Regions from separate parts of the Homo sapiens genome. Here region 2 is linked to region 1. A link is an interaction called in ENCODE POLR2A ChIA-PET data of the cell type or tissue named here. Cell type or tissue: MCF 10A. All regions are shown on one strand. Links, peaks and the distances in the headings refer to the core of each region. The heading gives the core; the rest is flanking DNA. Region 1 has its middle 9.7 kb from the start of LINC00384. Region 2 overlaps UBE2L5 (ubiquitin conjugating enzyme E2 L5).

Evidence for each region. Peaks named below come from ENCODE experiments on the same cell type or tissue, not always from the same donor. Only the 100,000 strongest peaks of a DNase experiment are listed, where the experiment ranks them.
Region 2: POLR2A ChIA-PET joins it to region 1 with 6 read pairs; 7 of 35 experiments call an interaction of 5 or more read pairs at or near these places.

Annotation. Positions count from the first base shown.
Region 1 is chr13:30,139,798-30,146,947 of GRCh38, forward strand. No RefSeq gene overlaps it. Among named protein-coding and RNA genes, the nearest start is that of LINC00384, 9.7 kb to the right of the region's middle. RefSeq lists an enhancer at 6,228-6,657. In MCF 10A, for the core only: no CTCF peak of the experiment used is centred there; DNase peaks (open chromatin) are centred at 2,794, 3,154 and 4,054.
Region 2 is chr13:30,427,774-30,434,923 of GRCh38, forward strand. UBE2L5 (ubiquitin conjugating enzyme E2 L5) reads left to right here. Exons shown (of 4, transcript NM_001355247.2): 4 at 1-1,985. The coding sequence starts at 218. The coding sequence ends at 682. Among named protein-coding and RNA genes, the nearest start is that of UBE2L5, 8.9 kb to the left of the region's middle. In MCF 10A, for the core only: no CTCF peak of the experiment used is centred there; DNase peaks (open chromatin) are centred at 2,638 and 3,698.

The DNA.
Region 1 (7,150 bases), core at 1,223-6,222:
TCTCTTCTCTTTCCTCCTCTCAGAGACTCTCTTCCACCCTCTGAGGTGGTGAATGGTGTTGGTCCATCGCTCAATTCCGCTGCTTCTGCCGAATCTTCTCAGTGCTGCTTGATGTCCGGCCGCTCTCCCTCTCAACTGTGGCCCTTGGGTTTCATGTCATACCTGGGTCCCCGTCCTCCTCTAGGCTGAGAGGGTCTCCTTTGTTAACTATCCTTACTCATTCTGCTCTGCGAATCTTTTTTATTGATACACAATAAGTGCATGTATTTATGGGGTACGTGTGCTGTTTTGATGGATGCCTAGACTGTGTGATGATCATGTCGGGGTGTTTAGGGTATCTGTCACCTCCAGTGTTTATCTCCAAACCTTGACACCCCCAGGACCCAGCCTGGGGGTGCCTTCCTCTCCCTCCACACACTTTCCTCAGGCAGTTTCATCTCTATGCAGCCTACTGTGTGCTGCCAACCCCCAAGTCTGTGTCTTGGTCCCATCGGTCTCCCAATGCACAGGCGCATGTCCTGAGCTCTCTGTTGGACACATCCATTTACCCGGGCGCCCTCCAGTCACCCTCATCACAGCAGATCCCAAATGCACAGGTAAGCTACCCACCCCAATACCGGAATCTGCTCTTCCTCTCTCTTCCTTCTCCAGGCCAATGGCTACGCTGTCCAGCTGGTCGTCTAAACTCCAGGCCTCATCCTGACTCCTGCGCTTCACCCGCTCACCAGATCCCATCAACCACCCAAGCCCTGTAGACCCCACCTCCTCCCACAGCTGCATCCTCCTCCCGCACCTCCTTCTACGTCACCTCCTTAGCACAGGCTATTACTTGCTTCCACACGGATTACAGTAACAATCTGCTATCTGGTCTCCAAGCTCTCAGTCTTGCTTCCTCCAAAACAGCCTCGGCCGGGCGTGGTGGTTCACACCTGTAATCCCAGGACTTTGGGAGGCCGAGGCAGGCGGATCACGAGGTCAGGAGATCGAGATCATCCTGGCTAACACAGTGAAACCCTGTCTCTACTAAAAATACAAAAAATTTGCCAGGTGTGGTGGCGGCCGCCTGTAGTCCCAGCTACTCGGGAGGCTGAGGCAGGAGAATGGCGTGAACCCGGGAGGCGGAGCTTGCAGTGAGCCAAGATGGCGCCACTGCACTCCAGCCTGGGCAACAGAGCGAGACTCCGTCTTAAAAAAAAAAAAAAAAAAAAAAAAAAAAAAAAAACAGCCTCCACGCTGCCCACATGATGACCTGAGAATACAAATCTGATCGTGCCACAAGGTCCCTCACCACTCAGCCTCAGGTCCTGGAATGTCCTCGTTCCTCTTTCGTAATGAACAATGTGCAGACCCCCACTTCCCATCCCCTGTCGGAGCTCGTGACCACCTGCAGGAGGCCTGCTACCCACCCTCCAGACGCAGCACCCACGTCCTGCCCTGAACACTCAGCAGAACACCCTCTTCTGTGCGCCCATAAGCAACTTGCCTGTCACTCTGGTCTCCTTCACCTCACTGGGTTCTAAGAATTGACTTCTGCACCTGTGTTACCCACTGGGCTCTGAAGCTGGGATACCGTCGTATTCACCGTGTATCTCCAGTGCTTATCATTGCGCCTGCCTTAGTCAATATTTGATTGTCTCAAGAAATTGATCTGAAAAAAATCTTGGAGTCATAAAGCATTGAGAACTGAAAGGAAACCCACAGAACAGCCAGTCAGACCCCCTCATTTTCACCTGAAGAGACTGAGAACCAGAGAGGGAAGGTGTTTTGCCTGAGTAAGGTGTTCTGCACCTTGTCATTGCTAGACCGAGATGGTCTTTTCCTTTGGTCTGCATAGTCAGATGTGTAGATAAATTACCGGACATGTGTGGGGGGAACGGAAAGGGGGGGCTCCATGTGTTCCAAACACCTGAACATCTCACAGTTCTGGAGGCACTCGGATTTATGAATAAGAGCACAGGTACAGTGGAATGTCACGTTTCCTATTTTTATTAGCATCCCCATTTGCCCGCAGCCTGATTTCTCTGACCTGGCCTGATTTCTTTCACACCCTGGCTTTTAGAGGGTGGCTCGCAGGTCAGATGATTCACTTGCTCAAACATGAAATCTTCTGCCAAGCTCAGAGGACATCTCGAGGGCAGATGCTCCTTTTGATCATCGTTTTATACTCTCTCAGCCTCATCAGGGTTATTAAGCCATTTGGTATCCCAGGCAACCTGGAAGCAGCTCCTGGACATTTTAGTCCAGAAAAGACAGTTCTGAGAGGAAAGAACAGCTCTCACGAGGGGCTGCCAGGAGATCTCTACATATGATAGGAAAGGCTCAGGAGGATGGTACCAGCTATGCATTTTTTTTTCTTTTTTAGAGACAGGGTGTTGCTCTGTCACCCAGGCTGGAGTGCCATGGCTCAATTATAGCTCACAGCAGCCTCAACCTCCTGGGCTCAAGCAGTCCTCCTGCCTTAGTCTCTCAAGTAGCTAGGACTGCAGGTGCACACTACCACGCCCAGCTAATCTTTAAAAATTTTTTGTAGAGACAGGGTCTCACTATGTTGCCCAGGCTGGTCTTGAACTTCCAGCTTCAAGTGATCCTCCTGCCTCAGCCTCCCAAAGTACTGAGATTACAAGCATGAGCCACCAACACCCAGCCCCAGATCCTTTTTTTCTAACCATGAAAATAGCTTCCTGTGGTCTAAAACCCCAGCTGAGTATTCTGCTGGGGAATCCACAAGTTTCTCCATCAGTCCAGACACAGGTTAAGCTTAATGAAAACACACAGCCAAAGAGCCGTGAGGTCACAGTCGGTGATTTCCTGAAATATTCAGAGAATGCTCCAACCCTCAACTCTGTCCCAGAGGGCATCATCCAACCCCACCGCCCTTGACAGGGAGCCACAAAAGTGCTACCAGTCCAGCCTGCTTGCCAAGCCCCGTCACAGCTGCCTCTTCCTGCAGGCTTTCTTTGAAACCTTGCTCTGGAATTCAGCTTCAGGATTCCTGCAAGTCCCTAGATCAGGAATATCAGATGTTGTGATTTTATAGGGCCTCCATTCAAAAACCACAGGGCCATTTCCATGGGTGTCTTGTTTGGCACATGAAAAGAAACAGAAGAAGCTGCCAAGCATGTGTCTCCATGAGTCATTAAGCCCTTTTCTCTGCTTCTGCCGGAGGTGTGCGCACATGCAGAGGGAAAAGGAAAAGCATGCTCTGAACCTCCAGGGCAAGCAGAGCCTCTTATAAACAGACACGTCCTTCAGACCAGACAGCGGCCGGGGAAGTGTGCAGTGGGCGGGGGAAGGTGGCTGGAGCAGAGCTTGGCGGGGCGCGTCCTCCACAGGGGGGTGTCCACATGTGGCCTGGCAGACCAGCTTGTACACAGACCCAGCAAGGCTTCTCAAGGGGCCTGCATTCCCCAAGCCACGTCCCTGAGATTGGGTGTCCCTCCTGCCCCGGCTCCATCTGATGTTTTGCAGGGCCTGGAATGGCCTCCCTGGCTTACTTCTCAGGGTCTCTAAGGATGTGTGAGGTGCCCTCAGGAGCACCCCAAGCTGCCCACTGGGACTCCTCCCACTCCTGTGCTCCTGCTGTTGCTGGTGTTCCTGAGGCTGTGAGCTCCTGGCAAGCAGTGGCTGCTGTCCTGAGGCTACTCCAAGGGAGTGTCAGGGGCACTGGGGCCCTCCTTGGATCTGGGAAGGGCACCCCATTTTCACCGGAAGCTTGGGCCCCGCTGATGCATCAAAGTCTTCAGATCCTGAGCCAATGCCAGAAGCACCTGACACCCCTCCCCTTTCTTCTGCCTGGTTTGCTTATCTAGACCTCCACCATCACCCCCAGCCACCTGACCCCAGACTCAATCTTAGGGTGTGTGAACTGTGGGAAAGGCAGGGACAGAGAAGAAATGTGGCCAGGGAACTGATGGCCACAGACACTCTTCCTATGGGGTGCAGGGTGGGGAGAGACCGCGTTCTTCCTTTAAGGGAAGCAATTGCCCAGAAGGAACTTCAGACCCTTTGGGCAGCTCTCCTGACAGCTAAATCCTAAGCCGAGCGCTGGTTCATTTTCAGCTGAGACAAAGTATTAGGAAACTTTGGCTTCAACTATGAGTCACTGAAAAAATCAAAACAAAATAGCAGTGGCTTAAACAAGATGGAAGTCTTTGTCTCTCTAATATTCCCTCAAAGGCTGGAGTTGGTCAGTACATCCCAGGCAGTTATGGAGACTGCAGAGCCAGGGACCCAGGCTGCTTCCATCCAGCAGATCTTCTGTGTCTTCTGTTCCTGAGGTCTCCTAGGGTATCTACACCCTATTCCTGCAAGTAGGAAAGAGAAAGGAAATAAAAGGGCACAGCCCCTCTTCTTAAACTTCCACTTCCTGGAAGTTGTAGCCACCACTTCTGCTTACATTCCATTGGCCACAATTCTGTCACATGGCCATGCCTAGCTGAAAGGGAGTCTGGACAATGTAGTCTTTAATACAGGCAGACTGTCTTGTGCCCAGCAAAAAACTGAGGTAAGTTCTAAAAGGAGGGGAGAATGCATAGAAGTCTGTGCCACAGACCTCCACCACCCCCCGTGCCATATACATGTGTATTAGTGTCCCAGACAAGGTGCAAGACCCTAAGTGGATATCCACTTTGGAGTCCCTAATTACCGGGGTGGACCCCTCCCAGTCTATTTTGATGAAGACCTTATCACCTCCACACCCATCTGCAGAACCAGACAGTGTCTCAAAAAGTGCAGGCTGGAGCTGCTTGTTAAAAATGCAGGCTCCCACACTCACTGGATTCACATCTCTGGGGGCAAGCCCTGAGAATCTGAAATTCATGCACACTTTCTAGGTCATTCTTATACACGCAGAAATTTCATGTCCACTATTTAGTCTATTTCAGAGAAATTAGGGGAAGAACACTTCTACACTGCTAGACCTAAGGATAGTAGAACTAACAGTAATTGCTGAGTTGGAAGGAGAAGGTGTTCAGGAGATTGTTGGTTGTGACATCTGGGAGTGCCACTCACAAGTTGTCTAGCACAGCATTGGGGAACTGGTCCAAGATTTTCAAGACAAGATCTGCTGTCTTCTGGTAATCAAATAAAAATCAGTGGTCATTGGAAGAGAAAGTAGCCTTCTCCACTGCAGCAGGGAAGGGAAGTGAGGAGACCACCATGAGTGAAGAGCTGACCACCCCCAAGAAAGCCAGAGAGCTGCTGGTGCCCTCTGAGAAAAGGAAGAAGAGGAAGAAGAAAAGAAGGTGAAATGAAGGTCGAGCACCAAGCTCTTCGCCAGACTGAGGTTTAGGAAGCAAAGACTCACCATCCATGTAAGTTGATTCCCAGCGGGGACAGAACTACCATTTGGGGAAGGAGACATTTCTAGAAGCCATAATGCAGGAATGTCACCAGGGACACTAGACGTCCTGAAACGTGAGGGACCACCCACACAATGAAGAGTTTTCTCGAGTCCTTGGGATATTGATGTTTACAATCATCTAAGCTTAGAAACAAACTGCATTTTACATAAAAACACGAAGCATTTTTGAACTGTTTAAATATAAACTGAAATTTTCAGAAGTGCAACTACCAAGTTTATTTCAGAACCCTCCCAAGAGCTGTTCACAATTTCAGAAATACATGTCAACAGCGGCTCCGCTCATGGCATCCGACTTGTGATTGGAAAAGTTCAGTCTGCATTTGTGGTCCCATTCATAGTGACTTTACACGTATGTCCAAGCTTCTGAGCTCCTTGTTAGGTTGTCTGGTTAGACATGCCTGAGCCTTTATATTTTTTTAAGTGGAATGTATTATTATCAATTCCTTTCCTTATAGTTTCTATTTATATTAATGTTAGAGTAATATAAGGATTTTTTAAAAATCTATTTCAGGAAAATAAAGGAAAGTTACAAATGACAAAAAGTATTTGTCATTACGGGGGCCGTGGGGGGTCTGGGGAGAACCTCTGCCCAGATGTGGCCCGAGGTTTTCCTTGGTATGAATGAGGCTGCTCATGACCCCTAGAGACTCTGTTGCAGCCACAGCTGATCTGGTTTACGAAGGCTTGTGCCCACCCAGCTGGCTGCCTTCAGTTTACTCTGGAGTTGTTGGCATGGACCCAGCTCTCAAAACATCCCCCCGATCAGCATCCATTGTGCAATTTATCTCAATGTGGCTATAGACTCAAGCGAGAACAGGTAGATCGCAGGGAACAAGCTTGGTCTATGCAGCAGCAGAAGGATATGGATTTGAGCGGCCCCCTGGCAGAGGCTGTTTCCGACTCAGGCCTCCAGTTGTCCCCTAGGCCTCTCTCAAGAGGATTCTCGTCAATTTGACACAGTCATTTTGTTACCAGGGACATTCCGACACACTCGCTTTACTCTTGTTTTGACCCGAGGACATTTTGATATGAACAGAAACCATCAAGCTTTCAACTGTGTTTATCACCAAGTAAGGAATGAAACAGACACTCACCCACACCTGGGCCTCACTGTGTCTCATATCATGCTGAACCCCTACCCTCTGGGAACTGGAATGCTTTAAGGCTCAGGAAAGGCTGCTGTACCAATTTATTTGCAGTAGAAGTCTGTTTTTAGGCTGGGCATGGTGGCTCATGCCTGCAACCCCAACACTTTGGGAGGCCAAGACAGGAAGATCACTTGAGCCTAGGAGTTCAAGAGCTGCTTTGCAACACAGCAAGACCCCGTGTCTAAAAAAAAAAAAAAAAAAAAAAAAAAAAAAAAAAAAAAAAAAAGCTGGGCATGGTGGCACAAGCCTGTAGTCCCACTGTCCCACTTACTCAGGAGGCTGAGATGGAGGGATCACTTGAGCCCGGAAGGTTGAGGTTGCAGTGAGCTATGATCATGCCACTGCACTCCAGCCTGGGTAACAGAGCAAGACCTTGTCTCAAAAAAAAATTTGTTTTTACAGTTGGTATAGGTCTTTCTATATAGAAGAGACACTCAAAATGATCTCACCAAAGTTTCCAGAATCTCTCATTTCACCCCAACACCAGAGGAGAGGAAACAGGGCTAAGAAATGAAAGACCCCAGAAAGAAGTGTCCACTTGGCTGATGCCAGCTGAGCAGGAAATACACGGAAGGCTCGGCAGGGTGACAGGCAGATGGGCTGCTCTTACCACCTGCCCCTGCCTCACGGTGGAGAAGGT
Region 2 (7,150 bases), core at 189-5,188, 290 kb after region 1:
AGCCTGGGCAACAGAGAGAGACTCTGGCTAAAAAAAAAAAAAATTATAATGTATAGGATTGTGGATGATCACTCTAACCAACCAGTGGGCAAGTTGCTTTGCTCAGCGTAAGTTCAAACTGCCACATCAGAACGTTATTTGAGTGTATACATACACAACCATTAAAAGTGGCCGTTACCACGATGCATTCTGGGAAAGAAGCAGCACCAAATCCAAGATGGCGGCCAGCAGGAGGCTGATGAAGGAGCTTGAAGAAATCCGCAAATGTGGAATGGAAAACTTCCGTAACATCCAGGTTGATGAAGCTAATTTATTGACTTGGCAAGGGCTTATTGTTCCTGACAACCCTCCGTATAATAAGGGGGCCTTCAGAATCGAAATCAACTTTCCAGCAGAGTACCCATTCAAACCACCGAGGATCACATTTAAAACAAAGATCTATCACCCGAACATCGACGAAAAGGGGCAGGTCTGTCTGCCAGTAATTAGTGCTGAAAACTGGAAGCCAGCAACCAAAACCGACCAAGTAATCCAGTCCCTCATAGCACTGGTGAATGACCCGCAGCCCGAGCACCCGCTTCGGGCTGACCTAGCTGAAGAATACTCTAACGACCGTAAAAAATTCTGTAAGAATGCTGAAGAGTTTACAAAGAAATATGGGGAAAAGCGACCTGTGGACTAAAATGTGCCACGATTGGTTCCAGCAAGTGTGAGCAGAGACCCCGTGCAGTACATTCAGACACCCCGCAAAGCAGGACTCTGTGGAAATTGATACGTGCCACCGTCTGGCGTTCGCTTGCAGCAGTTACTAACTTTCTACAGTTTTCTTAATTAAAAGTGGTCTAGGTAACCTGTAAAGAAAGGATTAAAAATTTAAGATGTTCTTAAAAAAAAAAAAAGTGGCCATTAATAGACGGAACTATACACTGGACTAGTTGTTGTTTTAAAAACATAAAATCTGGCTACCCTAACGGGATAAGAGTTCAGACATCAGGATGTTGACACAGTGTCCTACCAGAACCCAGGGTTTACTTAGAGAACATAAAAGAAAAGAGATTGTATGCTATATTCCTTGCTTTTTTTTTTTTTTTTTTGGTGGATGTAGATAGGAGATGGGATGAGAGTGGCCACAGGAATTCGATGAGTCGTAGGAAATCCATTTTTGTTTTAATTGATGTTTCCCGTTGAACTGACATTTAGATTGAAATACCTGCGAGCCGGGTTTGGTGGCTCACACCTGTAATGCTATCACTTTGGGAAGCTGAGGTGGGTGGATCACCTGAGGTCAGGAGTTCGAGACCAGCCTGGCCAACGTGGTGAAACCCCATCTCTATTAAAAATAAAATAAATAAACAAATAAAAGTAGCCGGGCGTGGTGGCAGACTCCTGTAATCCCAGCTACTCAGGAGGCTGAGGCAGGATAATCGTTTGGACCCTGGAGGCAGAGGCTGCAGTGAGCCCAGATTGCGCCATTGCACTCCAGCCTGGGCAACAAGAGCAAAACTCTGTCCCCCCCCCACAAAAAAAAATTGATTGAAATACCTGGAATTCACACCATAATTGGGGTGTCTTTAGGCTGAAATGGAGACAACAGAAGGTGAGGTGGCTTGGACTCAGGTGGCATTGGTAAAGGAAATGAAACGCATGCAAATTTCACAGACAAAAGAGTAGCTTTGCCACCTCTCATTTTGGCTGGGCTGCTCTGAGGTGCTGCATCTTTTATAGTGTCTAGGCTCTCATCCTTAATGACATTTTCATATTCTCCATCCCCCATCCCCCACCGCCTCTCCAGTAAGGACTTTTTGACAAGCTGCACTTCCCTGCTTTAGTAATTGGTGATAAGATTTGTCCTGTAGAACATATACATAGAGGATTGTTCACTCTCCTCCTTTTATGAAATAATTTTTAGAAATTGAGCTGTTAAAGGTTGTGTTTGCACATGTTTTTTGGAACAAGAACTTTAATTAAAGGATCAAAAAGCCCAAGCTCTTGCTTTTGAATAACTGAAGCCAGTGTCTATAATTTCTTGTATCTAAAATCTGTAGAAACTAGTTGTGTGATTTCAGGGGTGCATGGGGCCCCTTGGGTGTCTGAACAGAAGGGGGTGGGAGGCAGAGCCGCACCTCTGCACTCTTGCTCTGCTGGTGTAGTGGGCAGCTGCCCACCCCCACCCCACCCTGCACTGCAGGCTCTGGAGTCAGCAGATTAAGCATTTTATAAATTATATTCTAAGTATATATTTTAAACTTGTCAAAAAGATAAATCTAGCTTATTTTACCTTTAACTTGTAAAGAAAGTTTGCCTTCTTGAGTTCTCTTTGTCATGGGCAGTAGGAGTAGCTCGCCTGAGTATCATCAGTGAAGGGAAACCCACACATCTTGGTGAGCAACGAGAAATCACCATGTTAAGATTCCAGGGATTTTCTTCTCTGGTCATTGTTGTAGCCAGTGTCTTCATGGAAGACCTATTTTCGTTTCATTACCATATTTGATGCCTAAGCATTTAATAATCAGTTTATGACTACTAAACTTTTGAGGATCTTAGAATTTAACTGGCTCTAGAAAGTGGCAGAGAAACCTACACATGATTCCATGTCCTAACCCATAAGACGTGAGTGATACATGCTGAGGAGGGAAGGTGAGTCACTCCCCCTGTTAGTCTGAGGGAATGTGTATGAGTCATTTTGTGCTTCTTTTTTTCTTTATTTTATTTTTAGCATAATAAAGTACCAAACCAAGAGTTGTCTGGTTTTTGTTTTGGAGAGTGAGGGCTGCTGGTGAGGGTAGATTTCTGAACTACCCCAGAGAACGTAGTCAGGAACCTCCCAGCAGGATGAGAGAGGAGCCATCAGCTGGAAGGAGAGGGGAAAGGATCAGGAGAGGTAAGGGAACTAGGATTGCTTAACATGCAAAGGGTAAAGTAGAACCAAAGAGAATTTTTGTGCCCCAACAGGAGCAGGAAAATCTGAGAGGATGCCAACCAACTTCTAAGATTATTTTATTGATTCAGAGAAAATGCAAATTTCAACCACAGCTAAACAATAAAAAGGGAAACTTTTCATTTAGAACCAATAGTTATCATGAGTTGATTAAAAACATGAGCTGGCCTAAAGGTGGTATCCTAAACTTCTGGAGTGTGGAAAGTGATTGTTAAATTGCCTTAATTCTCTACCTAACATTTTTCTACAATGCAAGCATCTAAGAAAAGACTGAAAAAGTGGTGAACCAGATATTTGAAAAGTCAGCTTTCACCCAAATATGAGAAAATTTTTAAATGTCAGGTGGGCAATGATGTTGGTCTTGCTCCTCCAGGGTGTTTGTCTTGCAGGGACACTGTTGGGGTGCAGGTGGTCATGAGGACACCGACCTGCTCTATGAAATCAATTTCCAAAGCTTGAGCTCACTTCCAAAAACACTTCTCAAGCATGATGATAACCAACTATTGATTTATCCTGAGGGAATAATCTTTCTACAAGCTTTTATGTTCACTGTGTTGGCTTGTGGTAGCTAGTGAAAACTGGGTGATTTCCTCCCTTAATCTAGAGGTTGACCATTTAGAAACACAACAGAAGAGACTTCCAAAATGAATAAATATCTCCTGCTGTTTGAAAAGTGAACCTTCTAACAGATGAAGAAACTGCCCAGGCAGGTATTCTGAGTCACTGTGTGATTCTGGACATGCCACTCAACCTTTCTCCAGGCTTAAGTGAAGTTAATGTTTTTCCTCCCACTGACTCACGATGGTGCCTTGGGGACAGAAGAAATGAATGTTAGAAAGTCCAGTGCAAATTTCTAAAATGCCACAGGAAAAATCAGGTAAAAAACACTTTTTTGTGAAATGTAGCTGCTGTGTAAAAGACACGTGGCACACAGCCTTCCTGGCTCAGGGACAAAAATATTCATCTTTCTATAATTCAAAACCAAAAGTGGAACAACACCATGGAAGGTTTTAAGAAGGGAAGCAGAGTGTCCTTTTTAGACCAATGAGGTGAGTCATGTTCTTTTCTGATGTCTCTGGGAAAGATGTGATCAACATAAAGATGTTTTATTGCCAATGCCTAGGTAAAGCAATCTCAGTATTCATGTCTCAGAAACATGTCTTCAGATGCAGTTTCACCTCTCTGAAAATGAGCTCTCCTATGGGAAGGTTTGGTTACTAGTATAATTACAGGCTTCTGAGGGTGCCCTGGCTGTGTCTTTTGTCCATTCCCAACTGTTGCTCCTTCTTTAAAATATACATATGTCATGCCTCTGCCTGAACTCTTGACAGTACTGACTAGAATGCCTTTTCCTACTAGTGGACCACATGCATAAAATAGTTTCACAACACATGGTTGTTGGAAGGGCCATCTCTGATGCAGCATATATACCAGCACTTAATGTTAGCATCTCTCACCACTTAGTGAACAAATTTAGTCATAAGTCAGGCTGGGATTCTAATTTTTTTTATTATTTATTTATTTATTTTACAGGCAGGGTCTCTGTTGCCCAGGCTGGAGTGCAGTGCAGTGGCATGATCATAGCTCACTGTAACCTTGAGCTCCTGGGTTCAAATGATCCTTCTGCCTCAGCCTCCAGAGTAGCTGGGACTACAGGCATGTGCCACCATGCTGGCTAATTTCTTTTAAACATTTTTTGTAGAGACAGGGTCTCACTATATTGTCCAGGCTGGTCTCGAACTTCGGCCTCAAGTGATCATCCCGCCTCAGCCTCCCAAAGCACTAGGATTACAGATGTGAGCCACCGTGCCTACCCCAGGCTGGGATTTTAAAGACAGGCAGGCAAGGGCCTTTGTTAGAAGGAAATTGTCCAAAATTTCAGCAAGCAAACATGTGTTTTTTCTTGATGAGGACACCATACAACACACATCTCCACTAGTGCAAGACACTTGGAAATGGGCTTTACCAGCGATATGTCCAGAAGAGGTGAGGCGCTAAGACAGCTAGTTTACTGGCCTCAGTATTTCTCTTGCTCACTAGCAAGAGAAATAGGTCAACATTTCAGAATCACATAGAATTCTGAGGAATCCATGAGGTACAGAGACTCATGCCCACGTCACCCTCTAAAGTTCAAAGGATATGCCTTTACACATGGGAAGATGCTATGCAGTGACTATTAGAAAAGGTTAGAAAAATTTAAAAGGGTTTTTTGTTTTCTGTTTTTTTGTTTGGTTGATTTTTCGGACTCACCAAAGTAGCCACTAGACCATCAAGTTTGAGAGACACAACTTCATAAAACACAAATGTCTGTAATCCCAGCACGTTGAGAAGCCAAGGTGGATGGATCACTTAAGCATAGGAGTTTAAGACCAGCCTGGGCAACATAGTGAGACCCTCATCTCTACAAAAAATACAAAAAAAAGTTTGCCAACTATGGTGGCACATGCCTGTGATCCCAGCTGCTTGAGAGGCTGAAGTGAGAAGATCACTTGAGCCTGGGAGGTTGAGACTGCAGCAAACTATGATTATGCCACTATATCCCAGCCTGGATGACAGAGCAAGACCTTATCTCAAAAAAGAAAAAAAAAGAAGAAAAAAGAAAACACAAATGCCTGTTTCTGTATTAAGATACTCTTCTATTACCATGAAAAGCTTGGAGGGGCCAGGTGCGGTGGCTCATGCCTGTAATCCCAGCACTTTGGAAGTCTGAGGCGGGTGGATCACGAGGTCAGTAGTTCAAGACCAGCCTGGCCAAGATGGTGAAACCCCGTCTCTACTAAAAATACAATAATTAGCTGGACTCGGTGGTAGGCACCTGTAGTCCCAGCTACTCAGGAGGCTGAGGCAGGAGAATTACTTGAACTGGGGAGGCAGAGGTTGCAGTGAACCGAGATCGCGCCACTGCACTCCAGCCTGGGCGACAGAGCAAGACTCTGTCTCAAAAAAAAAAAAAAAAAAAAAAAAAAACAAAAAAGAAAAGCTTGGAGAACCAGAAATTTAATTTGTTTACTCTTTCATTAAGTTGTCCAACAAACTTTATTGAACACGTCCAATGACCAAAAGCTGCACTTGGGTCTGGAGATACAACTGTAAAGGGGACCTACACCCTGCCTTTGAGGAGCCTCCAACCCTTACCCCATTTTAGGCTGTGCATATGTAGTTTCAGGCTAATTTGCACAACTGGACCACCTATTTAGAACATGAGAATCAGAGACAAGTGGTTTCTTGAACTCATCAATAACCAATTATCACTAAAAAGTCTATGTTTAGATATGAGAAAGTATTCCGTGACCTATTTCATAAACCTCATTTAAAAATATACTTGGTGGCCAGGTGCAGTGGCTTACACCTGTAATCCCAGCACTTTGGGAGGCTGAGGTGGGAGGACCACTTGAGGCCAGGAGTTCAAGACCAGCCTGGACAAGATAGCAAAACCCCATCTCTAAAAAAACTAAAAAAAAAGTTAGTGAGGCATAGTGGTGCATGCCTATAGTCCCAGCTACTCAGGAGGCTAAGGCAGGAGCATCACTGGAGCCCAGGAATTTGAGGCTGCATTGAACTATGATGGCACCACTGCACTCCAGCCTAGGCAAAAGAGAAAGACCTTGTCTCTGGAAAAAAACAAAACCAAAAACCACCACCACCACCACCAACACCACCACCACCACCACCACCAACAAAAAACTCAGAAAACAAAAGTAAAACAATGGACTTTTTAATCCTAAAGTGAGGTAATATACCTGAACACCCATATATTTTTGGATATCCACAACAGCAAAGCAGAAAAGGTGAGGTGAAGGAGAGATGCTTGTGGGGGCCCCTTCTTTTCCATCATTTTAGAATCAACTTGTTTTCTCTGTATTTGAGAAGTATTTGAGGCCATCACCCCCAAGAGGCCAATCCAACTGTAATGGAGTCACACAGACTCACATGATCAGATAGACTTGGCTTGGTTGTGTTTTTTGGGTTTTTTTTGGTTGTTGTTGTTGTTTGTTTGTTTGTTTTTCAAGACTGAGTCTCGCTCTGTCACCCAGGCTGGAGTGCACTGGCACGATCTTGGCTCACTGCAACCTCCTCCTCCCAAGTTCAAGTGATTCTCTTGCCTCAGCCTCCTGAGTAGCTGGGATTACAGGCGTGAGCCACCATGCCGGCTAATTTTTCTATTTTTAGTAGAGATGGGGTTTCGCCATGTTGGCCAGGCTGGTCTCAATC